Regions from separate parts of the Homo sapiens genome. Here all the other regions are linked to region 1. Evidence: chromatin loops called from intact Hi-C (ENCODE). Cell type or tissue: OCI-LY7. All regions are shown on one strand. Each heading gives the region's core, and the rest is flanking DNA. Links, peaks and the distances in the headings are about the cores only. Region 1 holds the start of CBLN1 (cerebellin 1 precursor). Region 2 overlaps LOC124903689 (a long non-coding RNA gene). Region 3 overlaps LOC124903689 (a long non-coding RNA gene).

Evidence for each region. A loop is a pair of places that touch in the nucleus more often than their neighbours do. Peaks named below come from ENCODE experiments on the same cell type or tissue, not always from the same donor. Only the 100,000 strongest peaks of a DNase experiment are listed, where the experiment ranks them.
Region 2: a loop joins it to region 1, with 5 times the contacts of the local background. A loop is called at or near these places in 2 of 110 quality-filtered maps.
Region 3: a loop joins it to region 1, with 2.5 times the contacts of the local background. A loop is called at or near these places in 3 of 110 quality-filtered maps.

The regions. Positions count from the first base shown.
Region 1 is chr16:49,277,001-49,287,043 of GRCh38, reverse strand. CBLN1 (cerebellin 1 precursor) reads left to right here and starts at 5,206. Exons shown (of 3, transcript NM_004352.4): 1 at 5,206-5,842; 2 at 6,002-6,121; 3 at 7,443-9,127. The coding sequence starts at 5,579. The coding sequence ends at 7,640. It overlaps SYNAGE (synapse stability regulating cerebellar lncRNA), which reads right to left and starts at 4,982. Exons shown (of 4, transcript XR_933530.4): 1 at 4,812-4,982. RefSeq lists silencers at 4,553-4,652, 5,023-5,132 and enhancers at 5,485-6,102, 8,180-8,704, 8,705-9,231. In OCI-LY7, for the core only: a CTCF peak has its summit at 4,764; a DNase peak (open chromatin) is centred at 4,993; H3K4me3 peaks cover 1,527 bases; H3K27ac peaks cover 354 bases.
Region 2 is chr16:49,346,085-49,356,127 of GRCh38, reverse strand. LOC124903689 (a long non-coding RNA gene) reads right to left here. Exons shown (of 2, transcript XR_007065068.1): 2 at 5,571-10,043. Among named protein-coding and RNA genes, the nearest start is that of C16orf78, 23 kb to the left of the region's middle. RefSeq lists enhancers at 427-944, 945-1,463 and silencers at 10,023-10,043, 9,996-10,043. In OCI-LY7, for the core only: CTCF peaks have their summits at 2,998 (motif pointing right), 5,228, 5,435 (motif pointing right), 7,528 (motif pointing left) and 2 weaker places; DNase peaks (open chromatin) are centred at 3,007 and 5,437.
Region 3 is chr16:49,333,187-49,343,229 of GRCh38, reverse strand. LOC124903689 (a long non-coding RNA gene) reads right to left here. Exons shown (of 2, transcript XR_007065068.1): 2 at 1-6,569. Among named protein-coding and RNA genes, the nearest start is that of C16orf78, 36 kb to the left of the region's middle. In OCI-LY7, for the core only: no CTCF peak of the experiment used is centred there; DNase peaks (open chromatin) are centred at 2,499 and 4,149; H3K4me3 peaks cover 895 bases; H3K27ac peaks cover 1,305 bases.

The sequences.
Region 1 (10,043 bases), core at 707-8,706:
TAAATAGGCTTTTCAGGTATGCATCTCTTATTATCGCTGAACTCCAAGTCCTGCAAGGCAGGCATCATGTGTGGGTCACCTTTACAGTAGGCACAGGCCTTAAAACAGTGACATGCACATTGCAGGCACTCCATAAATGTTTGCTGAATTGGCTAAACCTTGGTTTGTTCCCATAATCAACCACCACAAACAGCACACAGATAATTACTTCTTGGAAAGATTCCAACTAGTGTTTGATGTTACCTACGTGGTTTTTCTCTCAAGATCTTAAGAGCAGCTCTGTAGGATTACATTATTTTCTGTTTTTTTTTTCCTTTGACCTTAATGTCATCTACTTCAATAACAGCTTCATACAAAATTCCTACCAGCACATACCACAGCAGATTCAAGGCCTTGTTTTAAAAATGGTGCCAGCTTCTCTTAATTTGGAAGATATATTGTCTCTCCTGAACATGGGCTAAGAAAATGTATAATTTGGTATTAACATAAGAGCTGAAGACACTTTAAATGCATTGTTTCATTTTTATAAGATAAAAAAAATTTTAAGAATCAAAATGTTATCAACAGACTTGTCCTTCATTAAAAAGTAAAACTGCATTTGCCTACATTTTATGAAAGTGTCCAATTATGAACAATTTTGAAATGTAACTTTTAAAAATGTAAACAGCAAAAATGTTGTATTTAAAATAAATCTGGAAAGGCAGAAAAACAAAAAATACCCAGAAGACAGAGTTTTTGGTGAAAGTTAAGATATTTCATCTTTGAACAACTTAGAATCTTTCCTGCATTTTATAGTCTAGTTCCAGGCATTAATTTGAAATAACCTTGGAATCCTAAATCTAACACCCTTCGGAACAAAGTAGCTTTTCTCTTCTGCTTTATGAGCAAATGGACTAAATACTAGGGAATGGTACTGTCTGGGCCTTTGAACCAAGATTGAAAGAGATGAAATCCTATATGATATGTATAAACATTAGAGAATCCATTTTGATTTAATAAAAGGTTGAATTTGTTCTATATCCTGTGAGAAAATGGTTCCCTTTTCCTGAAAATGTTACCTCATTCCAACAATAGAAAGTTGGTTTTTTTCCAGGGTGTGGTGTTGGCGGGGGACAGAGTTGCCATGAATATGGCATCTATGAAGACTGCTGTTATATTCATTTCTCAAAATGCACTGTGGTAGGAAATTCAGAACGCAGTGAGAGAAAATAAATGTTTGACTTCAAAATATAAGGCCGCATTTAAAGCAGAAGGTAAAGTATAGAACAGTTGACAGTATAAATTCTTTATCTGCAATCTTGCAGTTCCCTAAATCTCTGTAACACATCACTTTTAAAAGCCTCAGATAAGTGGTTCTATAATAATTTACCAATAATTCAACCCCTCAAAAGTCTTAGCAAGTTAAACCTTATAATCTTACATTTTAGAAATGACCCAACTTGATCCTTTTATTCTTCAGAATATCTCTCTCAAATTTTCATTTGTTTTTCATTAATTGATGAATAATGAGACATTTTAGGTACCTGTCCACAAAGAAATGAAATTTTCACTTTCCAGGAACCTAACAAATGAAAAGATAGAAATCAATTCCAACAGAATATTACCAAAGAAATCTTTTAGAATGGACTGTTAAAATTATTTATTTGTATTTATCTGGCTCTACTATTTGTGGTACATTTCCACTTCAAAGCTAAACCTCAAATAACATCATAGTGAGTGGTTGACTTCATGTTTAACTGAGATCTTGAAGACTGAAAAAGACCACGACAAACACACATCTATTTTCTTGGCTACTGCATCCGTGTTCATCACCATTCTGATAGTCTGCAATGTATTGCAGCTCACCCTTTGGGAAGGACTAAAGTAGACATCTGTTTGTTCTGCTTACTCAGCATTCCTACCCTAATTTTCCTTTGGAGAACCCCTTTATTCTAGACCACGTGAAGCTAATGCCAAACCCCATTCCAGGGGATGCACCTGAATCCAACCTCCATCATCTAAACAGTGCCTTCTCCACGTTCAGAGAAGAGCAAGTGACTCAAACTGCCCTCATAAGAACAGACCTGGGACTTCTGCTGCAAATATTGAAGAGTAAGTACTCTTTTTTCTTGCTAGGACTAAGCTGGTAGTACCTTCTATGAGGCTATCATATGGAAACAACTTGTCTGAAAATGAAGCCACAACTAGAAAACAGATCCTGGTAACCCGGATTGATGGATCCAGCCCTACCTTAAATGGCAAGACCTAACCCGAGGCTTTTTGCATCAACCAATAAAGTCCTTAAGCCAGTTTGAGTTGGTTTTGTCACTTGCAGCTAAAAGAATTCTGACTCTAACAATGTGACAATAGCAAAAATAAACATAACTGCTTTTGAGGTTTCTAATGGATTTTCCTCCCTATATACATGATTTCATTTAATCCTCACAATTCAGGAAAGCACATATCTATTAACATTAAATTAATATTCATTATTTTGAACACATGCTATGTGGATAAGGGATGAGGAAAGCCAAGGAAGTAATCAACGTGAAATCTCACTTATATGGGAGGGAAGTGGAGGTTACATATCTCAGGGCACTTAACAGATATCATCAAATGAAAGAATAAACAGTGTGTGGGAGAGGCAGTAGGTGATTCTTCATCAATTCCTGGATGAAAAATTAGGAGATAATGAACTCCGAACAGGCAGCCTAATGAGAATGGCTCAAGCAACAGGACATAGAGAGGGAGTTAGGTTAGACATGGGGTTCTTGGGAATTTTCACCTCGTGGGGGGGCGGGGGGGTCGTGCAGCTGTTGTCAGTGGGAAAGGGAAAAAGGAAAAGGCTGAGTTTGGAAGGCAGGGAGGGAGGAGACAATGTGAGTCAGTGAAAAAGGGCCCTTAGAATGACAAGTCTGGACCAGAGAGAGGCTAAGACTGAAAATACAAGTTGGGTAACCACTGGCATACAGATGGCAGTTCAGGCTTGGGCACTGCCCACCAGAGCCTCAGCATGAAGAGAAGAGGGGGAGGCTGGCCACCACCTCCCTCTAGGTAATCGTCATCCTGATGCTGAGCTCCTGAAAACAGGCTCTTTCACTCGCCCCATCTCTTGCTCTTGATTGCAACCCGGCATTCAGGAGGCACCCTGTAATATCTGTGGAGTGACCGACAACACAGCGCCAGGGCACTGAGAAGATCCCAGGGCGCCAGGGACTGGTTCTACAAGGGTGCCCCTCCCGGTCCCCTCCAGCGCGCCGCCAGAGCTGCCAGTCTTGGCTGCTACACGGGAGGCAGCCTCATTATGCAGCTCTCACCTCTTAAATTAGTTCATGCTCTCACATTAGGTGTAATCACAGCTTGCAACGCTTTCTGGGGATGTCTCAGAAAGATCTGAGTTGAAAAAATATTTTTGTGTCATTTTAATTTAAAGTAAAATTGCTGCTTCTTCCCCGCCCCTTTCTTTCCTCCTGGCCCACCCAGCGACCCTGGCCGGCCGTGCTCAACGGGGGCGGGGGTCGGAGGTGAGATTTCCTCCACATAATTCCTTAAACAGCTATCAACTAAGTCTCAAAGAAAAAAAAAAGAGATCTAGAAGCAGAGACGTGGCTGCTGGCGATCCCAAAGCTGGTGTTCGCTCTTGGGGGAGAGCGTACCCTGGGGGAGGCCGGGAGGCCGGGCCAGAGGCTAGCCCAGAGGCAGAGGGCAGGAGCGCTCAGCCGGCGCCCCGCGTCTCTCCAGCTCCCGACGCTGCGCTGGCTCCGCTGAGCACGCCAGGATCAAGGTCGCCTGGTGGGGACCGGAGCGCCAGGAGCCTGTGGGAAGCGTTCCAGCCGGCCTCTGACTGGGATCCGGCGCCGCGTTTCTGCTTTGGACTTGACTGACAGGTCCCCCCGCCCTCCCGCCGCCCTACTACCAGCCTGGGTTCATCCTTCAGGGCTACGTCTACCGCACCCGGGCTGGAAAGCCTGGAGCGCGCCCTTCCTCTCCTCATCTTCTCAGCTCTCCTTTCTCCCTGCCACTTGGCAAAGCTGCATTTTGACTTTCACGTTTTGGACTACGTGTGTGTAGTTCCAAGTCCATGCGTGGCACGAAAATCCACTTAGGGTAAAAATTATTCTCGAAAAATCGCCCATCTCAGGATCTGGTGTCTACACTCAAGGCTAGGAGGTGCAGGTACGGGTGCGTAAAGCATGCCGTAAGGGTGCACAGTAAATAAAAAGTACGGATGCAAAATGTAAATTTTAAGTGCAAAACAGAAAAGCAGTACTCGTTGCCGCCCCGCACGCTGGGTTTTAAGGGGCACGAAGGTGGGCCTCGGCTGCTTTTGCTCAGCCCCGCGTCCTCAGCGCCCGGCCCAGTACCCGGTACTCCGTAGGGGTTCAATGATCTCCCCTGAATAAGTGAACGAATTAACAAATGAATGAATGACCGCTCGATCCGACCTCCGCGGCCGGCAGAGCAGTCGCTGGAGAGGCGGGAGAGAGCGAGAGGCCAAGCTCCACCATCGCGGCCGCCGGCTGGGGCAGAGGGACACGGAGACACTCGGCGCCCCGGCTCCGCACCGAGTCCCCGCGGTGAGTGCCCGCCCAGCAGCTCCCGGGCACCACGTGCGCCCGCCAGAGCCGCGCAGGCCCCGCCCCGCCGCGCGCGCACGCGCCCTGCACCCCGGCCGCCGGGACCCTGAGCCAGGCTCGCCCAGCGCGCCGGCTGCCCTCGCGCCCGCGCCCGCTGGGGGGCGCTCCCCTCCCAACGGGCGCGCCCACAGGCGGGCAGGCGACTCGCAGCCTCCAGCGATTCCACTCCCGACCCCGGGGCGCGCCGCCTCCTACCTGAGGGCCGACGAGTGGGGGCGGGCAGGAGGGCCGAGGGAGGCGGAACAGGATCGAGGCGCGAGGCGGGAGTCGAGAAAGCGAGCGGCCGAGGCGACTCTCAGTGCGCGGACGCGGGCGCGCGCCCGCGCTCCCTTCGTCGACTCACGGCGAGAGCCCAACCCTGCTGCCGCGCGCCACCCGCCTCGCCGCGCCTAATAACAACGGCGCCCGGGGTCAGGTGGCCGAGCGCGGACAGCGCCGCCATTGGCTCGGTGGGGAGCGCGGCGCGTCAGGATTGGCTGGGGGGCGTGGCCTCGGCCGGGGCGGGGGCAGGGCCTCGGAGGGAGGCGGGCCGGGAGGCGGCGGGGGCGGGGCCAGGCCGAGGTCCGCGCCTTTGTGCCCGGCGCGCGCTCTCCGCCCGCTCCGGCTGCAGCGCCGGCTGCATCAATAATTCAGAGCGGCGGCGGCGGCGGCAGCGGCGGGTGCGGGCAGGAGGCGGCGGCAGCAGCGGGACCGAGCAGCAGCGGCTATGCATCCAAGTGCGGCTGGGCAGCCGCGGCACCCCTGAGGCCCGGGAGGGGCTCCGGGAACACAGCGCGGAGGGGACGCTAGTCGCGGAGGGGACGCTAGTCCCGGAGTGCGAGGAAGAGGTGTAGTGTCCAGAGCGGCGGCGGCGGAGCTGCGCACGGAGCTGAGGAGGGGGCTTCGGAGCGGGACTGGGACGGGGGGGGCGGCTGGCGCGAGCAGCCCTGGGGGTGGGGGGCGGGGTGGGCGCCGGCGGCGCGATGCTGGGCGTCCTGGAGCTGCTGCTGCTGGGGGCTGCGTGGCTGGCGGGCCCGGCCCGCGGGCAGAATGAGACGGAGCCCATCGTGCTGGAGGGCAAGTGCCTGGTGGTGTGCGACTCCAACCCCACGTCCGACCCCACGGGCACTGCCCTGGGCATCTCTGTGCGCTCTGGCAGCGCCAAGGTGGCTTTCTCTGCCATCAGGAGCACCAACCACGAGCCGTCCGAGATGAGTAATCGCACCATGATCATCTACTTCGACCAGGTGAGTGTTCCTTCCTCCCGCGGCGTGCAGATTGGGCTGGTGAAGGAGGGATGGATGGAAGACCGATGCCCGGTCCTCTCCAAGGGCTCTGCGGAGGCGCGGGGACGACAGTCCGGGACCGATTCCTGCCCACTCCCCTTCGTTCCCGTCTCGTTATAGGTACTAGTGAACATTGGGAACAACTTTGATTCAGAACGCAGCACTTTCATCGCCCCGCGCAAAGGGATCTACAGTTTTAACTTCCACGTGGTAAAAGTCTACAACAGACAAACCATACAGGTCAGCCGACGCCTCGTGCCGGGCCCTGGCCCCGTAGGGGGGTTACTGGCCTCAGGGGTGCTCGGGCTGTCCGGAGGTGGTAGGCAGAAGTGGCGGCTGCATGTACTTCGGGCTGCTTGGAGGGACAGATAGCGGGGCCTCTCAGTTCTGTGGCTTCAACTGTCCTCTGCTTTCCCTGTCTCTGGCTCTTGGGATCCAGCCCCATCCCCCGAGAGACAGAATTTTCTGCTTCTGCCTTCCGGGCCTCTCCGAAGGGTTCCCTGGATTTCAGGGACTTCCTTGTAACGGCTGTTGTTAGCGCCCCAGACAGCTGCCGCTTGGGAAGCCTTCCCGGACTCCCCAGGAAGCACCGCGACAGTACACCCTACCCCTTGCCCCGGCTCAGAAGCCTGCGATGCGGCTTGCGTGCTTGTCTTCAGCACCACGGACGGGGCCCCCGTTTTCTCCCACTTGTCCCCAATCCCCACCCCGTGCGGACTGTGGGTTTTTGAGCTAGCAGCATTTAGCCCCGGAGGGTGAGGGGTAGAGAGAGGAGGGAGGGAGGGGGCGTAGTGCTACTCTCTCCCGGCTCCAGCCGTGTCCCAGCAATCACTCGCCGGCTCTCCGGGTCCCCAAAGATGTCCAGGTTTCCCTTGGGCGCCGAGAGAGGTGGGACGCACAGCTGGGGAGAGGGCGCGAGGCCCTTGGCTGACGGTGCCACCACAGGGGCAAAACCAGGCGGTGGCGGGCGCGGCTGGATGGGGGAGGGAATTGAGCCCGTGGTTTGGGGAGGAAATACATTGTGCCGCTCGGTGCGAGACTTCTAATCACAAATCACAGTGGCTTCTCCACTGTGTCCTGGCAGCTGGGTCCAGGAGGGATCAGGGGCTTTTTGTTTGTTCGTTTTTGTTTTTCCGGTAGCGCCAGAAGGAGCCTGAGTTGCTGGGTTTTTTTTGTTTGTTGTTTGTTTTTTGAGGCTGAGGGGAAACGGGAGAGAGGTCAAAGGTCTCAGGGCGCTAGAGCCACCTCATGGGTTTATTAAATTGGATCACAGAGCACAGTCGAGATTCGCTTGGCGCGCTCATTTGAGAAACTGGAATAAGAGCAACTCCCGTTTTGGGGACAGGCCCTTCCTGTCACCCAGATGTGTGGTCTTTCGCCCCACTGGAGCCTCAGCAGTAAGCTGCAAAGCCCCTTTTCCTCCATTCGCCCCCCCCACCCCCCACCTCTCCGTGCTTCCAGGCCTTACAGGCTGTTAGCCAAGCAAGGAGGAGGTTCGCTCCACCGCGGCTTCGGTGCCTGCCTAGGTTGCGCCTCTGAAGCGGGCCTTTCTCTTTCTCAGGTGAGCCTCATGCTAAACGGGTGGCCGGTGATTTCAGCCTTCGCTGGTGACCAGGACGTGACCCGGGAGGCCGCCAGCAACGGAGTCCTAATCCAAATGGAGAAAGGCGACCGAGCATACCTCAAGCTGGAGCGGGGAAACTTGATGGGGGGCTGGAAGTACTCGACCTTCTCCGGATTCCTGGTGTTTCCTCTCTGACTGGCTCGTAGCCGGAAGGGAGGCAGGGAGAGGGCGAAGGCAGGAAGGGGAGTGAGAAAGAGGCTGAAATTAAGAGGGCGAGAAAGCAGCACGACTTGAAACTTCCTACATGTTCTCTAACTGTATCTGGGTAAAAAGGTGCGCGCCAGCTGTGGGACAACTTTGTCCATTTCCTTATTAGGAGAAATAAATTTCGCTTAGCTCTGCGCACTCCCATTTCCAAAAATAAACTCGCCTCCCCCATTCCAGTTGCAGTAATCAAGAAAGAGACTGCCTTGTCATTGTTTCTTATCCCCCAACTTCATGTTCCCTGCAATTTATTTAAAGAAACTTTGTATTTCACTACATAATCTGAAATCTTTCTCCCTAGCCCCCTCTGAATCCTTCTGCCTACTGAAATCTGATATATTACACACCCCCAACCTTTTTTTTTTCAGTTTGGAAAGGGGTAAAGTTTTGTTGTTGTTGTTGTTTTGTTTTGGATGGGGAAGGTAGTTTTAATTTGGCAAGTGTTGCTCTTCTTAAAACACTGCTCAAATTAATTAGCTGAAGATACTTAGTATCCTCGGCTGCTTGTTAGCAGAGAAAGGACTCACCTTAGTGGTGACTGGTTTAAAAAATATAAATATATATCATTTGTATACGAAGAACTCTTCCCAGTGGAAACTGGCTGTGTTTCCGTATTTCTATGTTCTATTCGGAGTGATCGTGAAATCTAAGGCTGCTTGATGTTCTGATGCTTGTCAATGCCGTCGTGCTCTGTGACTCCACGAAACGCCAAGGAGCTTCTTCCGGACGCCTCCTCTTCCTCTGTAACATACGTGTGAATAGTCAAGGTTTAATTTTGCTTTAATCTAATAAAGTCGAAGTGGGACTTTTATTTTTCTGAAACAGCTTTCTAAAATCCGCATCTTCCCCAGCTGCGAGGTTGGGGGTCTGGGGTGCCAAAGGGCGAGGTTCCGAAAGGCAGGAGACTTGGGGGAACGCAACCATAGAAAGGCCTGGGCGCGAGGGCTTCCTTGCAAAGCCGGCCTTGCGCTCCTTCCTGCGCCAGGCCGGGGACCAGCACTGCATTCGCCTGTGTTCACAGCTTTGGCGGAAACGTAAGAAATGTGGCCGAAATCTTGCTAGGCCAGGCGCGGCCGCCGGCCCAGGAGCGAAGTTTGATTTTTTTCTTTGCATTCCAAATGCATCAGGAATAGTCCCAGTTTGAGGACCCAAACGACCCTGCCTGGAGCGGCAGACTCCTCAGGCCTTCTGTCCCCGGATGTCTCCCACCGCGTCCCCCTCGCAGTTCCCGAAGCAGCGTATGTTTTATACACCGCCTCTGAATCCGGAGTCCACCCGCCGCATACTCGGGCGCCCAGGACCTATGATTCCGCTCATTCACAGGACTTTATTCAAGAGGTTCGTCCAGGAGTTTTGATTGTATCGGAACATAATGTGAAAGCAAAAATGAAATAAACGACTTCGTTTTAAGTCTGAAAGGCTGACCCAGTTGCTTCGGCAGCGGGGAGGTCGGGAGCCGGAGCGAGTGGGCAGCCTAGGGCGAAGGGCCGGGAGCTGGGAGCTGCAGCCGGGTGGTCCCCTGCAGTTGTGGTTCCTTTCAGAGAAACGTTTTCCTGGCCCAATATTCAGGAATGAATTTTATTTCCTCTAGGGGCGTGGGGAGAAGGGAAAGTTAATAATAGCACAATAAACAACGTTTCTCGGATTTATCCCAGCGGCTGGTTCGAGTTAGAAATTCACGGAGCACGGGGCCTCTGTTGAAACCCGGGCCCGTTTCTTCTCCGCATGCAATCCGGTAAGCCGTGGAGCAGCTCTAGCGGGCGCCCTTGCAGCCCTGTGCCTCCGGGACCCACAGAGATAGATAGGGACTTCGCGAGTGAGGAGTGGACCCGAGTACTTTTCTGTTTCTGCCCAACAGTTTCCCTTCTACTCTGTTAGGCCCCAGGGAAGTGTGAATGAGAAGAAATAAGGGGCCTTAAAGGGATTTAAAGAAAAACTGCTTTTAATAAAGAGACGCGCTTTCTCCGAAGTCTCCTGGTTGGGAAGGAGAGGTCGGAGACAGTTGGAGCCTTTGGCAGCGAAACTAGCTCCACCCAGCAGCTCTGCCGTTGCAGGGCCAGCCCTCCGGGCTTGTGGAGACCCTATAGTCAGTAGGGTGCGTGTAAGCTTGAGGCTGTAGGGCCGCGAAGGTTGGAGAGCCACCGCTCAAGGAAGCTGCCCCTGTACGCTTTGGCGCTCCCTGGGCTGCAGGTGGGTGGGTCACCTCTCTTCCTGAGGGCAAGAACCACCAGGGTTCTGGTCTCCGTGGCTGCCTGTTCTGTGGGGCCACCAGGCTGTGTCCCGGTGGAGTGACTTTGGCAAGTCCGCTATCAGGTCCTAAATTTGCCCATTTAT
Region 2 (10,043 bases), core at 1,464-9,463, 68 kb before region 1:
TTGCAAGCCGCAGCCACTGGCCCTGACTCACTTGGACCAAACACATTTGTTGGAAGGAGCTGGAGTAGCTCTCAGAGCAGCAGGAAAGTGTGGAAATCTGGGTCTTGGGAAGCCCGAGCTGGGGGCAGAGCCATGTGTCATCTGCCTCCACTGGCTGTGGCATCTGTGTGTCCCTCTGCTCGAATTTTGGTGGGGACATAGCTGACCAGCTTGGTTGCTGGTCACAGGACAATCCTCTGTCAGGGGAGGGCAGGACCCTTGACAAGGGACTCAGAATGTATCCCATGAGGAGGGATGGTTCCCCAAATCAGGATTGGGGTGCTAGCATCAGAAGAGGAAAGTCGATACTGAGGCATCCCCTCAACTAAGCTAGGTCCAGGTTTCTGGGAGGGGCACATTGTGGGGCCCGGAGCCCCAGGAAGATGCCCTCCCTCTGCCTTTACATCTGTCCAGGCCCTTCTTTAAGGGGCTGGGTCACAGCAGGGCAATGGTCAGCAGGTACGTGTCCTTTCTTGTCCTTCCTACATCTACCACCAAGGGCCTGAGTATCTGGGCCATTTTCCACATTCTGAGGAATGTTGAAGGTGGGCGGACACAGTATCCTGCAATCAGAAGACGAGGAGGGACACCACCGCTCTCACTGCTGTGTGACCTTGGCACGCCCTCTGAAGTCTCTGAACTCTTGTCTCCTCACTGGGGATAAGGAGACTGTGTAGACAGGGAGTGCTTTGAAAAGTGTGAAGTGTGTGGGTTTGGGGACACCTTAGCAGGGAGTTGCTCATGTCAGCCCCACTCCCCACAGTGTCCTCCCTCTCCTTCCTTCCCAGCCCTTCACCCTGGGGGCAGGACCCTCTCCCTGCATTCCTGCTGAGGAGGCTGCTCTGGGAGCTGCCCCAGCACCTTGTCACTTCCTCGCCCAGCGAGGAGACCTGGCTGAGAAGGCAGCAGAACTGGCGGCATGCAGGGTGCCTGCAGGCAGAGGCCAGGTGGCCATGGGTGAGGGTGTGGGGTCATCTGGGGAATGGCTAATGTGATGACGGCTGTGGAGGGCAGGCAGGTCCTCGGCACCTTGGACAAGCTGGTCCCCACAGTCTTGGTGCTGCACAGAGGACATTCAGGGCACGTTCCCTATAGAAGAGTCTGAGGGATGGATCTCTCAGCCAGAATTGCTGGAAATAAATACACATCCTGGGCTCAGAGACCATCACTGATTTGGTGGAGAGCTGTTGGTTTTAAAGATTGGTCACTCACCGGATCATACAAATAAGTACCTCGTCTTAATCACTTTGGGCTGCTGCAACAAAAATGCCACAGGCAAGGTGGCTTACACAACATATTTCTCACAGCTCTGAAGGCTGGAAGTCTGAGATCAGTGTTCCAGTGTGGTCGGTTCTGGTAAGGGCTGTCTTCCTGGGGTGCAGACGGCCATCTTCTCCCTGTGTCCTCACCTGGCAGAGAGAGGATGAATGCTCTCTGGGTCTGTTTTTTTTTTTTTGAGATGAAGTCTTGCTCTGTCGCCCAGGCTGGAATGCAGTGGCGTGATCTCGGCTCACTGCAACCTTTTCCTCCTGGGTTCAAGTGATTCTCCTGCCTCAGCCTCCTGAGTAGTGGCACTACAGGTGCACGTGACCACGACCAGTTAATTTTTGTATTTTTAGTAGAGACAGGGTTTCACCATGTTGGCAAGGATGGTCTCGATCTCCTGACTTTGTGATCCACCTGCCTTAGCCTCCCAAAGTGCTAGGATTACAAGTATGAGCCACCGCGCCCAGCCTCTTTGTCTCTTTTTATAAGGACACTAATCCCACTCACAAGGGCTCCACACTCATGACCTCATCCCCTCCCACAGGCCCCACTTCCTAATCGCATTATGGGGTTAGGATTTCAACATGGATTTTTGGGAGGACAAACATTCAGTCTGTGACATGACTCTACACTTTACATAACGTGTTCATGCCTGCTTTCTTATTTGGCTTTATCTGCATTTCACAGGTGAGAAACTTAAAGCCACCAAGGCCAGGAGGCTTGCCCAAGTGCACATGGCAGTGACTTACTCTTGGTAAAAGTTTCTGTCTTCACTTAAGGGTGAGGTGATCCAGAGCTGGCCCTCAGCTATACTGGACACTATGTGGCCTATGAAAGACCAGCTGGGAAGGGGAGGGAAGTCTTTATGTTGGGCTTCCAGAAATCCACCCAGGGAGGACTTGTGTGAAAGTGATTCACTGGGAAGTGTTCCAGGAAAGACCAGCAGGGACTAGAGAATTATCTACGTGAGAGACAGGCCTTGCTCTGTGGAAACGGAAGCCACGGTGGCTGCTGTTACGGGGCATATGGCCTTGTGTCCTGCTGAGACCCAAGACTCAAACAGAAGAGAGCAGATCGGTGGGCCAGGGCTGGCCCAAGCCCCCTTTATCCTGGGCTCCACTGTCCTCAGTTCATGGCTTCTTCCTATGTGGCGGTATGTGCACTGGCCATCATGCCTGCTTTCCCAGACAGCAGGAATGAGGGAGGGAGAGGAAAGGGGGCACTGCTCTTTATAAGGACACTTCTCTGAAGCTGTACATGATGCTTTGACTCTGGGTTTTTGGCCAGATCTAAGGTCGCAGGCAGCCACAGCCAGCAAAGGAAGCAAGGAAATGAGGGCTTTGTTCCCAGCAGCCTGTGTCTAGCTAGAAAATGTGGATTCTGTTAGTGAAGGAGGAAAAGAGAAGGATGAAGGGGCACAAGTTGCAGCCATTGTCACAGCCAGAGAATGCAAAAATTGGACTTGGCCAAGTTTGATTTCCCCATTTGCCCAGCAGCCCCACATCTGCCCAGAACTTTCTCTGTGGGGTCGATGTGGAGCCTATCTTCTAAAGGGGTGGGCGCAGCTGGACTCTAGGAGTTCTGGGTCCAGTGAGGCCCTATCCTGTGGAGTCAGTCTCCCCTCTAGGAGCAGCAAAGGTTGGTGGTGTAGACAGAGCTCCCTGGAAGCTTCTTGGGGGTGGGCAGCAGGGGGAGCTGTACTGGACTAAGCCCTCAGCTGGGAGCTTGGCTTTTGAATTCCTGGTTCACCTCTGGTTTGCCAGATGGCCTTGGGCAGGCCTCTTAACTTCTCACATTCCTCAGGCTCAGCCCCATCCTCTGTAAAATGAAGACGATATGGGGAATTCAAGGCCGGACATGGGCGAGACAGGAAGCTCCCAACTCATGCATAAAATTCAAGAGGGTACCAAAAAAAACCTCAGTAATGGAGATAAATAATCAAGATGAAGAAATCATGCAGCATTTTTTATTGTGGTAAAGTACACATAACATAAAATTAGCCATTGTAACCATTTTAAAGTGAACAGCTGAGTGGCAGTAAGTGCATTTCCATTCTGCAGCCATCACTACCACCCATCTTCCCAGCTCTTTCTCTCCCCCATTAAACAAAAACTCCGCATTCCCCCTCCTCCCCAGCAACCACCATTCTACTTTCTGTTGCTATGAATTTTACGACTTTAGGTATCTCATAGCAGTGGAATCATACAGGATTTGTCCAGCAGTGTTGTAGCCTGAGTCAGGACGTCCTTCCTTTTGAAGCTGCTTATTATTCCATTGTGTGGATAGACCACATTTTGTTGATCCTTTCATCTGATCATGGGCACTTAGGTTGCTGACACCTCTCGGCTATTGTGAATAACACTGCCAGGAACATAGGTGAACGTGTACCTGTTTGAGTACTCACTTTCATTGATGTAATATTTTGTAAAAAATCAAAATTTATGCAAAAAATCCACAATGAATAAAATATCATTTTTTTTAAAAAAGGGTATTGCTTTGTCACCCAGGCTACAGTGCAGTGGCACAAATGTGGCTCACTGTAGCCTCAACCTCCCAGGTTCAAGTGATTCTCCCGCCTCAGCCTCCCAAGTAGCTGGGACTACAAGTGTGTGCCACCACACCCAGCTAATTTTTGTATTTTTTTTTTTTTTGTAGAAATGTGATTTCATTATGTTGCTCAGGAAGGTCGTCTTGAACCCCTGGGCTCAAGTGATCTGCTGGCCTCAGCCTCGCAAAATGCTGGCATTACAGACGTAAGCCACTGTGCCTGGCCTCAAAATTTTAAATAAAGACAACATCAGTAACCGTGGTCACTGTACTGAGCCATATCAGAGCACAGGCAGTGGAAGATGGGCAGTGCTTGCTGTGCATGATCCTGTCATTACTCCCCTTTTGAGGCTGAGCCTGAGGTGGGCCATCTTCTCCTTACCCTCAGCCTGGCCCTCCCTCCAGAGATTGAAGTGAGCCTGCGCTGAGTATGCCAGGCCTGGGAGCCTCATCTTCCCCAGCCTCACTGGGCCGATTTAGAAACTAGGGCCACAGAGGAGGTTCAAGGTTGCACAGTGAAGCTGGGGTTCCCTCTCCCCTTGGATAGATCCATCTTCATTAGCCCATCAGATAACAGCACCTCCCAGGCAGCTGAACTGTGGAGACAGCCACTGTGTCTTCCTTCCCTTTGAGTTGCTTTGCCAAGTGACAAAGCAAGAGATGTGTGTCCCCACTCAGAGTTGGTTTGCAGAGATTGGTTTGGGGCCATTCTAATGAGACAGGTGATGATGCTCTCGTCAGTTACCCCTTAGGTGGCCTGGGGCTGTGTGCAGGGGCTCAAGTGTGGGGACACCTGCCTGTGAGCCTGAGCTCCAACCAGGAGGAAGATGCCTGCTTCTGAGCTCACAGCCCCAAAGAGTTGAAAACCAATTCAGTCCCCCAAAGAGAACTGCCTCCTTTAGTCATTGAACACTTGGTGCACTCCTACTGCGTGCCAGGCACTGAGTGGGGCGGGCAATGAGGGTTGATAAGGAGAGGAGTTGGCCGTGGTCCTGACTTTAAGAAGCGCGTGGCTCAATAAAAGTTTTGCCCATTCGTCAGGAATTGAGATGTCTGGGGAAATGTATACGGAGGGCAAACCAGGGGGTGGTGAGAAGCCAGCTTGGCTCATCCTTGGCTGGGGATGTGTGTGTGTGATATGTGAGTGGAGTGGGTGATAGGTGTTTGTGTAATGCATGTATATTAGTTTGTGCGCACATGTATGAGTGTGTTTGCATGTGTGAATGTGTGTGTGAGAATGTGCATGTGTCTGTGTGCGAGTGTGATTGTGTGTTCACATATGCCAGAATGTGCATGTGTGTGTGAGTGTAAATGTGTGTGGGCATGTGTATGAGTGTGAGTGTGCGCGTGCACGTGTGTGTGTCTGTGTGTGTGTAAACGTGCATGTGTGCATTGTGTGTGTGTGTGCGCCTGTGTGCATGTATGAGTATGCGCATTTGTGCTCTTGCATGTGTGCTTGTGTGTATGAGTGTGTGCGTTGGGAGGGGGGTGGGGTGCTGGCTGTGGAAGGGCCACCCTTGCCTTGGGCTACCCTAGAGGAGACACCGGCTCCGAGGCACGGACCTTGCCTGCTATCTTGAGACCGACCAGCAGATGGCGGAATTGCAACGGGAAAGTCCGGGACCTCTGGTGCTGGGGAGTCGGAGGAGGGAAGGAATGAGAGGGAGGAGGGAGAGCATCTGAATCTGTTGGAGCTGCCGTGACAAAATACCATAGACTTGGGGGCTTAAGCAACAGAAATTTATTTATCACAATTCTGGAGGCTAGGAGTCAAGATCAAGGTGCCGGTGAAGCAAGGCTTCCGTCTGAGTCCCCTTCTCTGGCGTGTGGGCGGCTGCTGCCTCGCTGTGGTCGTCCCTCCATGGGGAGGGACCCCTTTTCCTCTTCTCATAAGGACCCCAGTCCCATCGGTTCAGGGCCCCATCTTTACAACCTCATTTAACCTCAGTTACCTCCTAAAGACCCTGTCTCCAAACACAGTCACATTGGGGGTTAGGAATGCATTTGCAGGGAATTCAAACATTCAGTCAATAGCATGGAGAGAGGAGAAAGAGACAGGGAGAGAGAGGGAGAGGGGAAGGAGAGGGAAGAGAAGATGGGGCAGACCCCGTGGCACTGGTGCAGGTCCGGACGGCTGGTGTGGGCAGCCTGGCCGTGACTCCATTGCGACGCTGAGAAGCTCCTTTTCACTTTGGGTAGCTCATCCTCACCTCTAAAGGAGGTGAGGGCCCACCTGCACCTTTTGAAGTAGCAACAAACTTGCAGACAGCAGCTCTCCAGTGCCTCCCTGCTTTTACACTGAGTGACGCAGCAGCCCGGGAGGGGCACTGCCACTGTCTCCACCTGCAGACAAGGTCAGGGAAGTGAACTGGCTGCCCACAGCCCCACAGCTTCGTGTGGTCTAAGCAGTAGGGAGGGAGCTCTGAGGGGGTGGAAGATACAATACAGACCTGAAGGAAACTCAGAACTCCTTGGCACAGCCCATGTTGACAAGCTGGGCCCCCACTGGGGGTCCTTCCTGAAGCCTCCCCAAAACCTCTGAGAAAGGGCCGGCTTGATGGGTGTCCCTTGCAGTGAGCACAGGTCCTGGAAGCTGGCCCGGAGACGGAGCGTGCAAGAAAGCACTCCCTGGACACACGGTTACCCGACAAAGTTGCCTGAGTTGGGGGCCTCTGTCCAGCCTGGGCGTGCTGGATGGAGAAGCCCATCCAGCTCTTGGCTCTCACTGTCGGGTGTGCAGGGCCGAATGCAGGGAGGAGAATCTACTCCTCCTCTCTCAGAGACCCACGAGGGACGCCTAAATCTAATAAGTTAATCTAGACTCCTAGAAACAAGATTAAATTTTCAAATAAAGGCAGGCTCTGACAGCTAAGGCATAAATCTTTTATTTAAAATAGAGACTAAACCCATTCAAATGCGATCAGCGATGACAGATGCAGATAGAAACAAGCTCTGATGGGATGGTTGAGGTGTGGGTTTGTCTGCTCCTGGTGACAGATCGCCAAGGGTGACCTTAAGGACAGTGTATAATTGTCAGCAAACAGTGGTGCCTCTGCATCCATTTCCATGTGGCTTGCTGGCCCAAGGTGGTGCCAGGGGCAAGGATGTCCTGAGGAAAGTGCCCATGCAGGTGGAAAGGAGCTGCCTTGGATGTCTTGGTCCCACTCCTGCCAGGTCAGCTGCCACAAGAGGGCAGGGGAGAGGGGCTCGCCACGTTTGGAGGTGCCTGGAGCACCAGCAAAGGAGCTGGAGATGTGGGGAGCTGTCAGGAACAGGTCGGATGTGGTTAAGGCAATAGGAGCCACGTGGCAGCATTTCCTGGAGCCTCCAGGGCAGAGGGTAAACTCTGCCTGGACCAAACCCAGCTGGGCCATCTACTGCCTTGGCTCTTTATGGTGGACGCTTCCAAGTGCCAGACATTGTGTTCCCTGCATGATCTCATTCAATCCTCACATCAAGCCCTTTTTACAGATGGCGGGCTGGGGCTCAGAAGGGTTAAGTGCCATGCCCAGAGGTGCATAGCCAGTTAGCGACAGAGCTGAGACGCAGCACCAGGCTGCTGGTTCCAGTGTGCACGCTCCTCCCTCTGACACTCTAGGGCTCCCAGGCACCAAGAGACACCAGCAGCTGCATTTGTTCTAACTCAGGCTGAGCGATTTCTCCTAAATATCGCCCCCTTTTGGAAGTGTTCAGATGCTTGCTGCCAGAATGCTTCACAAGGGCACAAACTCGAAGACACCACCATGAACATACATCCCGTGAGGACGAGGGTTCCCCAAAGGATAGTCTATGAATCTGCATTCAGGAAACATGTAATAACAAATGAAACTCCCACAGAAACAATGCTTTTATTAGGTAAATCTGGGAAACTTTGCCTACTCTAGCCCCTTCTGAGAAGTCCTGCAGAAAAAAGAATCCCATCAAACCTTATTTAGTCCAGCATTTCCCCAACTAATTTGAACATGAATATGTTTTGTTTCCCTTGCTGGGCATCATATCATGTCAACCTGTATTCCAAGGAGCACACTTGGGAAAACATTGATATGAGACTTTCATCTCAAGTTGGTCTGTAGCTTCCTGCTTCTCCAGAATGTGTATTTTGGTACATGACATTTCACCTTAAAACCTTGAAGCTATTTACAGATGCCCATAGGAGTCAAAATTGATGTTGGTCGTTTTCAGTCTCTTTAGAATAAAGTCTCCCTGAGTAATTTGATGAAAGTTGTAGATTTTTTCCTGTGGGGAAAGGAGAGGCACTCACATTCATATACACAGACTGATGAATTCAGATTCAGGGGTTCCTCGGTTACCCTGAGGTCATGAACCCCTGTTTTAAGTCACTGTCAGCTAATATCCTTGGCGTCATTGGCAGCCAAGCACTGGGCCCTGCTGGGGTGAGCCTGTGGGAGCAGGGCCACTGAGAGGGTCTGAGTAAACGGGTCAAATCCACTCCTAGCCTTCTGACAAAGGAAAGCAGGAGATTCATGCCAATCACACATGTTCAGTGGACTGGCACCTTCCAGCTGCCCACGGTGTGGGCCAGGGTGCTTTGAGCAGGTTAGTGAGCAGAGACCCCCCCTGAAGGTCTGAAAGACTATCCCACACCTTGTGGGGACCTCAGGGCTCCCATGCCTCTCTGAGCCCCCCACAGTCTAGTGCCTAAGAATTCTGCTGCTGATGCTGGTCCAGCACCCATTCCCTGCCCCCTTTCTTCTAGGAAAGGCACCCCAGCTGTCCTTGGGGCACCACCATGCCCCAGACCTAGCTTGTGTAGATTGTATGGACTGGACCTCATATCAGACTCATGGGTGGGCTCGTGAATCAGGCTTGGATAATCAGAGAATACCACGTTTTTGGTCACAGTGGTTGGTTCAGGGATAAGAATGGGACCAAGCCAAGACAATTAGTGCCAAAAAATACCTTGTGGGATTTTACTGAGAAAGAGAAGTTCTCCTGGGGCTGTTGATAAAAAGATGTATCTGGAGCTTCTGGTGGCCACTTTGACCCATGAAGGGAGCCACCTGGGATGGTCAGAGATGGGAGGAGAGGGTGGGTATCCCAATGAGACTGTTGGAGTCTGCATCCAGCTGTGCCTGACAGTGTATCTAGATCCTGGTGCACTTATAGGAATCAATACATTTCCTTTCTTGCTTAAGACCGTGTGAGCTAGACTTCTGTCACTTGCAGCTGAAACAATCCTAATGCCCCTGTGTCAAAAACACATTCCCAGGCCTGTGAAGGTAGCTGAATTAGAATCTCCAGTAATATGACATATACCTGTATCTGTATCTTTCTGGGGAATCTCATGATCTAACAGCTCTTGCTTGAAAAAAATTTCCTCTGACGTTCTACCATGGAGTGTGCAAGAAGCCCAGTTGGGAAATCCAAGATTATCCACATGTAAAGATGGCTCAGGCTGAATGCTTCGGCAAGTCTAGGAGTCAAGGTATTTTACATGATTTGTCTTTAATCTATTCCTGCTCTTAAACTCTCAGATGGGAATCACACTTTCTGATTGTGGCAATTTCTCAGCTTTGGAGAGGAGGGAGACAGAGTTCTGTGGTTCTGTGTTCAGTAAGACCCATTTCCTCATCTTTCTGCACTCCCAGTCCTCCACGTATGAGCCAAAGTGATGTGTGCCAATTTCAGGCTTGGCTCATACAAATCTCCCTGGGTTTATTTATTCATGATTTTTTCCTCTGTCTTGACACAGATAAATACAGTGACCTTAGAAGCCACTTCAGAGGTGGCAGAGCAACAAGGAGCAAGGGGCCTGGGCACCAGAGTGTGCCTCAAGACAAGTGCCAGTCAGGCCTTTTGACAGGCAGCAATCCCTGTCTGGGGCTTTACACAAGTCAGAAAAAATGTCTATTGTGTTAAACCGCTGATTTTGGGGTTTGTCTGTGATAGTCGTCTCCTTAACAGTGAATTTTTATAAATTCCAGATAACTTTCCCACCTATTGATTCATCTGAGCCTTTTATGAACTCTGGGTGGCAGTCTGGGAGTGGCACTTTACAGATGACAGTGCTTGTCCTGTTTACGTCCTTGGTGGGAGGCTAGAAAATGGTTCTAAACAGAACGCAATTTGATACACATGTAAAGAGATGTCCATGATGTGTCCTTCCTTAGCTCTGACTTCCCTCTCATCATTCAGGCACTTTGGTGGATACATATCTTCCCTGGGACTTA
Region 3 (10,043 bases), core at 1,102-9,101, 56 kb before region 1:
ATTTAAATGATAAAGATAACAACCACAGCCAATATGCAGTGGGAACCTAGGCATTGATCTAACTCTTTTACTTGTATGATCTTCATTGAATCCTCTCAATGACTTATGGTTTGGGTACTATTATCAGCCCTACAGTATGGAGGGGAAACGACAGCTCAGAGAGGTTGTGTGAGTGGCCCAAAATCACACAGCAAATAAGTGGTATGAGTCTGAATTTGAACTGATGTTTTTATGAGTCCAGAGCCCATTCTTTTGACTGCAACCCTATACTCCCTCCCTAAGGTACTTTTCTTTTGAACTCTAGAGGCACAGCTCCTCTAGCCCTCTCTTCAGAAAGCCAAGCCAGAGGGCACTGGGAGCTAGAGCAGGAGAAGCCACTCCCCTAGGCTGGCCGGCCCCAAGCCTAGCTTTGCAGGCCTTGGCAAGGCAGAGGATTTACTCACCTCCTGAGGAAGTCTCAGGCTTTGCTTCTTTACTGACTTATGAGCTGTGTAAGTGAAGTGTGTGTCTGACCTTTTCAGTTACTTCTCCTCACGATCACTATAGCTGCTGCAGAGAAATGAACTTCCTTCATGCTTTCCCAGCTGCTGGGAGGGGACCCCACCTTCCTGCATCCTGATGGCTGCCATGGCCCGGGTGCTCAGCAGAGGCAGGACAAGACCGCCTAGGCTCAGAACTCAGGATCTCCCAGGAGGGTCCAAACTGACTGGGCCATGTGGGGTCCATGGAGGCCACTTAACTTTAAATCTGCTCCCAAGACTGCACTCTCCTCTCCAACTCCCACCCCCAGCCCCTGGTCCAGGTCTTCCCCGGGGAACCTGCCCCACCACCATCCCAAGCCGCTGTCTCCCAGAGAAGGCACATCTCCCTTGCCTCGGGGGGTCAGTGCCTCCTGTGTCCTTTCAGGCCCCACCTCCTCGCGTCCCTCTGCTCAGAATGGAATGCTCCCTCCTTGCTGTTCATGTTGTGTGGCATTGTTCCCTCCTCTACTGTGGCCCTCTTTACTTTCGGCTGTACTTACCTGCAGGCTTTCTTCTTTTTTAAAAAAACAAATTGTCATGGTATGTATCTGGAGAAACTGTAGAACCCTCCTCATCTTCTTTGCGCACTGCTCGGTACATTTCTAGTCTCTACCCAATGATCTGTTAAGGTGAGAATGTTAATTTATCCTGGTGGGAATATGCCAACATCACCCCAAGATAAAGATGCCGGCACTCTGAGATGCACTTAGAATAAAACCCCAAATCCTTGCCATGGCTGACAAAGCACTGCAGGGTTTGGCCCCAGCCCACCTTGACCTTGCCTTCCATCACTCTCCCCCTGGCCCACTGAACTCCAGCCACACAGCTGTGACCCTGACCCTGCTCCTGCCCAGGGCCTTTGCCCTGCCACTCCCTCTGCCAGAGCACACGCTCTGCTTCTCTGCAGGCTGGCTCCTTCCCACCACTTCCATCCAGCTCAGCCCTCCCTGACTTCTCCGTCTTGCTGCACAATGCCCAGCGTCTCTCCATTGTAATATCCCACTGTCTTTTCCTCACTGCACTAAACAATTTCAGAAATCACTCCTTCAAAAATGAGTTTCACTTTATTATCTTTTTTTTTCCTTTAGAGATAGGGTCTCATTCTTTCTCCCAGGCTAAGTGCAGTGGCATGATCATAGCTCACTGCATCCTCCAGTTTCTGGGTTCAAGTTGTCCTCCCACCTCAGCCTCCAGAATAGCTGGGACTATAGGTGCACATCACCACGCCTGGCTAATTTATTTCTAATTTTTTTGTATGTGTGTGTAGAGACAGGTCTTGCTATGTTGCCCAGGCTGGCCTCGAACTCCTGGGCTCAGGAGGCCCAGGCTCGCCTCGAACTTCTGAGCTCAAGAGATCCTCCTGCCTTGGCCTCCCAAAGTGCTAGGATTATAGGCGTGAGCCACCTTACCTGGCCTATTACCTTTATCCTCCAGCAGGACATAAGCTCTACATGGACTGGGATCTTGCCCATCTTGCTGGCTGCTGTGTCCTTAGAGTCTCAAAGAGTGCAGGGCATTTAGGAAGTTCTTCATGTTTGCTCAATGAATAACAAGTGGTCACACACAAAGTACTCACATGCAAATCTCTTTCGCCTGTTTGGGGAGTCTCCATCCTAGCCCCTAGTATCTTGCCTCTAGCATGGAACACATAGTGAATGAAATGAATTAAGTCACTTGCCCACTGGCTTATCTTCTTTTTAAGGGGACAGACCAAATCATGTGTTTCTCCAACCCTCTAGCATCTTGAGCCACTGCTTAAAGCGCTTGTTGAATTGAATAGAATCCTTTGAAACTGTTGTGTCACCAACTTTGGTAATTGAAGGAAAGGGGTCTGCCTGGTCCTTCCAATGTGACTTGTTGGAGAAGCTAACACCTGGAGTTCTCATTCTCAGGTGTGGGTTCCGGATCCTGTGAGTGCAAAGGCCACACCTTACACAGCAGACGTGTTGATAGAAAACGGGGCACATCTGCCTAAGATGCCAGGTGTCAGAGGAGCGGCATAATATCCTTCTGACACTTGAAAATTGCAAATTTGAAAGGTTCCTTCTCACTTGTCAGCTGTCCAGGCCTCCCCGAACAGATGGATTCCAGGCCTCACCCTCCGAGGCTGAGCGTCCCGCTGCCCAGGACCAGCCAGCAGACATTGTTAAGATCCCACAGTGGGCACAGAAGCTCAGGTGTCCTAGGCACTCGAGTCTCAGTGTTTTATCAGGATTATTTCAGTTACAAGTGGTTTTAAAAAGGGATTATATTACCTTAAGCACTGAAAAAATGTTGGGTAGAAGTTGCTTGAGGCATAGCTGGATCAGAGCAAGAGACTGGATCTGTCTGTACTTAGTTTATTCTTCTTATGGGGAGAGGCAGGTTGGGGGGCAAGATGGCCCCTGGAAGCCTCAGACTCACTTGTTTAATTTAATTGTCCAATCATCATCCACTCATTCCATTCCAGTCATTCCTTTTTTTTTTTTTTTTCCCCCGAGATGGAGTCTCACTCTGTCACCCAGGCTGGAGTGCAGTGGTGTGATCTTGGCTCACTGCGACCTCCACCTCCTGGGTTCAAGCGATTCTCCTGCCTCAGCCTCCCAAGTAGCTGGGACTACAGGCATGTACCAGCACGCCCAGCTAATTTTTGTATTTTTGGTAGATACGGGGTTTTGCCATGTTGGCCAGGTTGGTCTTGAACTCCTGACCTCAGATGATCTGTCCACCTCGACCTCCCAAAGGGCTGGGGTTACAGGCGTGAGCCGCCGCACCCGGCCTCCAGCCATTCCTTTTATTTCTGGTCCTCAAATAAAGCAGGCACACTCCTACCTTAGGATGTTTGCACTAGCCAGTCTATGTGTCTGGAAATTCCTAGCGCCCACCCCTGCATAGCTACATACCTCATTCCCTGACCTCCTGCACAGCTTTGCTCACACTTACCTTCTCAGTGAGGCTGATCCTGACCCCCCTATTTAAAATTAGAACTCCTCTCCTCAGCCCACCCAATCCTTCTTACCATGATCGCTTTCCACTCCCTCATAGCAATTACTGGCATTTTTTTCTTTGAGACGGAGTCTCGCTCTTATTGCCCAAGTTGGAGTGCAATGGTGCGAGTGATTCTCCTGCTTCAGCCTCCCGAGTAGCTGGGCTACGCCTGGCTAATTTTTTGTATTTTTAGTAGAGACGGTGTTTCACCGTGTTGTCAGGCTGGTCTCGAACTCCTAACCTCAGGTGATCCGGCCACCTCAGCCTCCCAAAGTGCTGGGATTACAGGCATGAGCCACCGCACCCAGCCGCAATTATTGCCTTCTAATGTTTTCCATACGGCACTTATTAATTATCTCTATTGCCCTATCACCCACTAGAATGTCTGTTGTGTTCACTGATATATCCCAAGAACCTGGAGGGCCCTGTCACATAGTAGTCGCTCAATTTGTTAGATGAATGAATGAAGCAGAAAGAAATTAATTCAACATCCAGACATTGGAAATTCAGCAGTGAACAAAAAATACCACCCCCGCCCCCGCAAAAAAAAAAAATCCTCCGTGGTTTTGGACCTTACTTTTTGGTGGGGATGGGAGATGATAAATGAGATTTTAAAGAAGCACTAAATATAGGGCATTGCAGGTGGCAGTGGGGGCTGGGCAGGAAACACAGCAGATGCACAGTCAAGATAAGCCCAGTCCCTGCTGTACGCTGAGAACCCAGCAAGGATGGAGACCGCTCTTCTTCTGTCATTTGAAGTTTATTCTTTTTGGAAGCAGCAGAGGACAAGCACACTGCTAATGATGGTAATAAAGCTTCTCCCAGATTTGTTGACAAGTTGCGTTTGTTTTATTTTCATTCCCTTCTCAATTTGGGAGTGGGCGTGGGCAGCCCCCTGCCAACCCACCATTCCCTTGCCACTTCCCACTCTCATGATTTAAATAAAGAAATATGCAGATTGGCTGGGAGCCGCTGGTGTTTGGAAACCCCTCTTGGTGCCAGCTGCTGCGTGGAGAAGAAGCAACCCAAACCAATAAGCGGGTATTGATTCACATTGGCATTAATCTCTTTTTGTATTGACACAAGTATCTTATCAAAATTTGCCTGGGGGGAACATCCATCTTCATACTGACTTAAAATAGAAGATACTACAGGGTGGGAATTCTATCTATATAGTATAGACCTCTGCATACAAATGCATAATCAATATTTCATCATCAAATTATGATCTGGCTTTCAATGTTTTGCAGAGAGAACCTGAAGATGAGTCATAAAGTGCAATAATAGATTGAAATGCAAAGGCTTTTTTTTTTTCCATTTTAATAAGAGTTGGGGATGCTCCATGGCCATTCTGTGTAGGCGGCAGGAAAAGACCCGTCTGGCTGCAGGAGAGATATCATGGAAACGTTTGCAGACAAGAAGCTGCCTACACTTTGCCATTGCTTGAGAATTAACTATATGAATTAATATAGTTATTATTCAGCCACATTGCTGTGCTCCACCTGGACCCTCTCTGATCCCTTCTGTCGCTTCACTGTACCAGTGCCTCCAGTGGTCAGCAGATGCCACTCTTGGGGAAGTGTTTGGGTGATTAAGTCCCCTGGGGACAGCGCTTAGCCAGAGACTGAGGAGTGGGGGATTAGGAAAGCCCAGCTCCCTTGCCTCAGGGGCAATGCTGAGCCGTCACTGACATCCCAGAGTTCCCCTGGGGATCAGGTAGAAGCTACTCCCAGGTGAAACAAAAAACAGGGGGCTCTGTTTAGACGATTGATTCTCTGTTCTTGGCTCCCTGGCCCCCTTGTCCCATTTCTGCCACTCTGCTATTGTCCCCTGGGAGCATTTCCTTAATACAACACACGCACTTGAAGCCTTGTCTCCAGGTCTGCCTCTGGAAAATCCCACTCAATATGCACCATTCATTCTTCAAGTGTTTGTTGGCTCTCTACCATGTACCATGCACTGTGGTTGGAGCTAGGGATGGAGCAGTAACAGTAGTAGGTATGGCTCACATCTCTGTGTCAATTTTGGTGTGTTTGGCTATAAAAGAGAGAAATTAAACAGTATCTTATCATCTCACTTTGGCGGGAAGTCAGAGGGCTCTGGAACTGGTTGCTATAGCTGCTCAGTGGTGTAATTAGGGTCCTAGTTCTTTCCATCTCTCTGCTTGGCTGTGTTTGGGGTTGGTTTCATCTTCAGGCTGGGCGCGAGTGGCTGTAGCACTTCCAGGCATCGCATCCAGACACGGTGACACCCTAAGGAAGGAGAGAGCCCTCTTCCGGTGGCTCTTTCAAGCAAGACCCTTTGCTTGAAGCCCCTGCCTCCCCAGCAGAAATACCTTTGTCTCATTGGCCTCATTGAAATAGGTCCCGTGTCCCTGCCCAAGCCACTCTGGCAAGGGGACGGAATTACCTTGGGCTAGTCAGGTCTTCTCTGGACCTCTGAATCAGGGTGGTTTCTCCTGAGGCTCAAGGGAGGTTCGAGGGGGGCAACAACTGAGTGCAACTGAGATTCTGTTGGAAGGAAGACGAGAACTTCATCCTGTGCTTTCTCCATCACCCTGCCCTCTTGGTCTCCTTCATGGCACTCCAGTCAGGCTACAATCAGACGTGCATTCCTCTGTGTGATTCCATCTGTCTCCTTTACTACATGGTAACTCCCTGAGGGCAGCACCCTGACTGTTCTGCTCAGCAGTGGTGAATATGATGATTACGATTAGCACAATGCCATGCAGATAAATATGCTCAATAAATACTTGATGAATAAATGAATGGTAATATCAAGGGAATGAATGAATGAATGAATGAATGAATCAACGTGTGCAGTTTAAAGAGCAGACATGTAGAAAAGGTGGAAGTGGAGCTCACCATCCCCTCATGTGGATGGTGTCCTGTGAGGATGGCGGCAGCAAGGGGCCCCTCCTTGCCAAGGCAGCTCAAGGATAGAATAGGAGGGGGCTTCCTTCTTCCCAAGGCAGCAAGGGTGGTAGCTCTGGGTCAGAGAGACTGAGGCTCATGCTTTGGCTCTGATGTCAGCTGTGTGGCTTCAGGCGTGACTCCTCCTCTCTGCATCTTGCCATCTTCTCTAGAGATATTGTGAGGATTCAGTCATTGGACAATTTATTAAGCACCTATTGTATGAAGATGCTGGGGTGCATGTAGGAAAAGTACAGGGTGTTGTGGAAATACTTATGGGATCCAGCTGCAGGCTTCAGGGTTGGTGCTCAAGCTGAGATCTGAAGGATGCACAGGGATCAGGAGGTGACTGGGGTGGAAACGAGGGGCAGGGAAGAAAGCATGCCCCGAGGCTCTGAGACAGGACCCAGGCTTCTTTGAGGAAAATGAGGCCTAAGCTTGGGGTAAGGAGGGGGGCATGGTATGAGAGGAGGCAGTGAGGCCAGCTGAGGCCAGACCAAGGAGGCTGCGGAGGCCACAGCACACCTTCTACTGTGTGTTTTATTTTCTTATATTTAATTTAATTTATTTTATTATTTTATTTTATGTTTTAGATAAGGTCTTGCTCTGTTACGCAGGCTGAAGTGCAGTGGCACGATCCTAGCTCACTGCAGCCTTGAACTCCTGGGTTCCAGTGATCCTCTCACCTCTGCCTCCCGAGGTGCTGGGACTACACAGGTGCACACATCACACCTGGCACTGTAATTTACTACATGTAGTGGGCCCCACAGAAGGGATCTGGGTGGAATGGCAGCCTGATGAGATTCAGCTGTCAATTGGAGGAGATGCTCAGCCACGTGGGACCAGGTGAGGGGCTGCTGTGTTTTCCCAGCAAGAGTCAAGGTGGCTTGAACTGGTGCAGCGGCAACGGTGAAGGAGAGGCATGGGCTGATTCGAGAGATGCTGGGAGGCAGATCTGGTAAGCGAAGGAGAGTCAGAGATCCTGCCCTTGTTGGCTTCAAGGACACTCGTTCTCACCTGCTTACTGAAAAGTATAAACCAGGTCCTCCCCATCAAGGAGGATAAACCCAAGGGTTTGCAGAGGGACGCTTTCTTTCACTCTGAGCCCAGAGAATGAGAGGAGAATCAGGCATAATGCAGTTAAGAAATACTATGTAATCAATCACACTAGCTTAAATAAAATGCAATGTCCAAACGCATTGCCTAGCATTTTCCCACATCAAACAGAGGCCCAGGTGAATCACCAGCATCACTAGAGTATTGTTATTTGAAGCTGGAAAGGGGATCCTCAATTTTGGTGGATGGGAAGGTTGGTGGGGAGCAAATATAAGAATTGCTTAGGGGTCTAAGTTCTAGGAAAACTAACACACTTGTGAGAAGGGGCTATAATGCCACAGAAAGTGTGTGGCATTTGGATTTGGAAGGCCTGCCTTTGAATCCCAGACTGCTATACATTAGCTGTGTGACCTTGGCTGGTCACTTAGCCTCTCTGATTCTTTTCCTCATCTAGAAAAGGGAGCTGATCACAGTTGCTTCAGAGGCTACTGTGGAAATAAAAGGAAATAATGATAGAGAAAGTGCTTTGTCAGCTGCAAAGAAATATCAAATATTGGAGATTATTAAGAAAGTATATTTTAAGCAAAAAAGTGTAATTGGGTGATATTATTGAATTGATGTTATTTTGCATTGTTAGGATAATGTCTTTATCCTTAGGAGAAGCACACTGAAATATTTAGGAGGGAAATGTCAAAATGTTTAAAACATTCACATGGTTCGGAATAAAACAAAATTGTACAGCTCAATGTACGATCTGTCTACCTATTTACATCTATATTTTGAAAAAATGTGGCAAAACATTAACTATTGGTGAATTTAGTGGAAGGATATTAGTGTTCATTAAGCTATTTTTAATGTTTCGGTAGACTTGAAAACTTTCATAATAAAAATCAGAGGGGAAATCATTTCCAGGTGGACAGCAGGTGTAAATAGGGAGGGAAAACAATGCCTCAGAAGGTGACAAAGGGCAGTATCTTCATGGCCTTGGGTAAAGGTGGCATTTGGTAGGGAGGAAACACCCAGCCTCTCTCCCTGGCTTTCCTATCTCCTCCTGGTGCCTTCCTTAGGCTGAAGTAAATGATAAGTCCAAGGGCAGAGCCTAGTGATGAAATCCAGGATTGGCCTCCAAGGGCACGGAGCCAGGAAGAGGATAGAGTGGGACAGAGAATGGACCCAAAGGGATGACTGGAGAAAAACCAGCACCTCTTCTTTTGCAGGGCATGGCAGACAGAAGCTCAAATGCCAGATAATCATTTTCCCAGCCTCCAGATGCAAACCTGGCCGAACTTTCTCCTGCAAAGTAAAGTCTGTGGCTGGAGCTGGGAAGTCTTTTCCTTTCTAACTAGAGAACAATGAGTGACAAGAAGCTGTCCCTCCTTCCCTGATTTTGGATATTATTGTGTGAGGATATGATGCCAGGAGCTGCGGCAGCCACCCTGCCACCAAGAGGATGGCAGAGCAGCCACCAAGAGCCCTGACATTGTTGAGCAACACAGTCTGGACCACCTGCTGCCAGACTTCCCAACACATGAGAAAAAGTCTCCAGTGTTGGGGTTCCCTTGTGGTTGGGCATCTTGTCTCTTGCTGCCACTAACATCTTAACTGATGCACAGGTCATAGTCGAAGTGACCTCCCGGTCTCTTTTCCCTTAGTCACACCCTTTCCCCAACATGCTAGATTTTCTACTGTGATAGTAACAAGAAAAAAACCAACAACAATGAAGACAAGGAAATGGGAGCCAGACATGGTGGCACATGCCTGTAATACCAGCACTTTGGGAGGCCAAGGCGGGCAGATCGGATCGCTTGAGTCCAGGAGTTCAAGACCAGCCTGCGCAACATGTCAAAACTGTCTACAAAAAATATAAAAATTAGCCAGTGTGGTGGCATGCACCTGTAGTCCTAGCTACTTGGGAGGCTGAGGTGGGAAGTGGGAGGATCGCTTTAGCCTGGGAGGATTACTTTAGGTGGAGGCTGCAGTGAGGGGAGATCACACCACTGCAGTCCAGCCTGGAAATGGGCCCTGAGGAAGAGAAAAGCATTGCGGTGCCATCTATCATATCAGAGGTGGGAAACGCAGAAGCACACGTCACAGTTTGCATTTCCATACAGGGTGCTGAGCTGACGGATGGAGGAGGCAAGGCTTCACCTGTGGAGCACATGCAGTGCTGTTTGCCCAGACTCCAGGATCCCTAGCACAGCTCTGCGCACCCATCTCGCAGCTTCTGAGTGCTGTGCTGCTAAGAGCTCCCCACCCCAGGACCGCAGGGGCCGCTTTTCTTGGGCTCTGGAGCCACATCACTCTTACCGAGAGCCCAGGTAGCCAATGACTAACCCATGTAGAGAAAAATGCCTCACAGCTCCTTTGCCCCAGGCTCTGAGGTGTAATTTATGCTGCAAAGCCCCTCAACGGATCAGGCTGAGTCTTGGGGTTCACCCCAATTGCTTCTCCACTCTTACTCAACTGTCCTGGGAGAGCTCTGCAGGAGATGCAGGAGTAAAGTCACATGCGGTGGCAAACAAAAGACTCCATGAGGCCTTTGTCCTGAGAGCCTTGGCCATGGCAGCTTGATCCCTGCATAGATCAC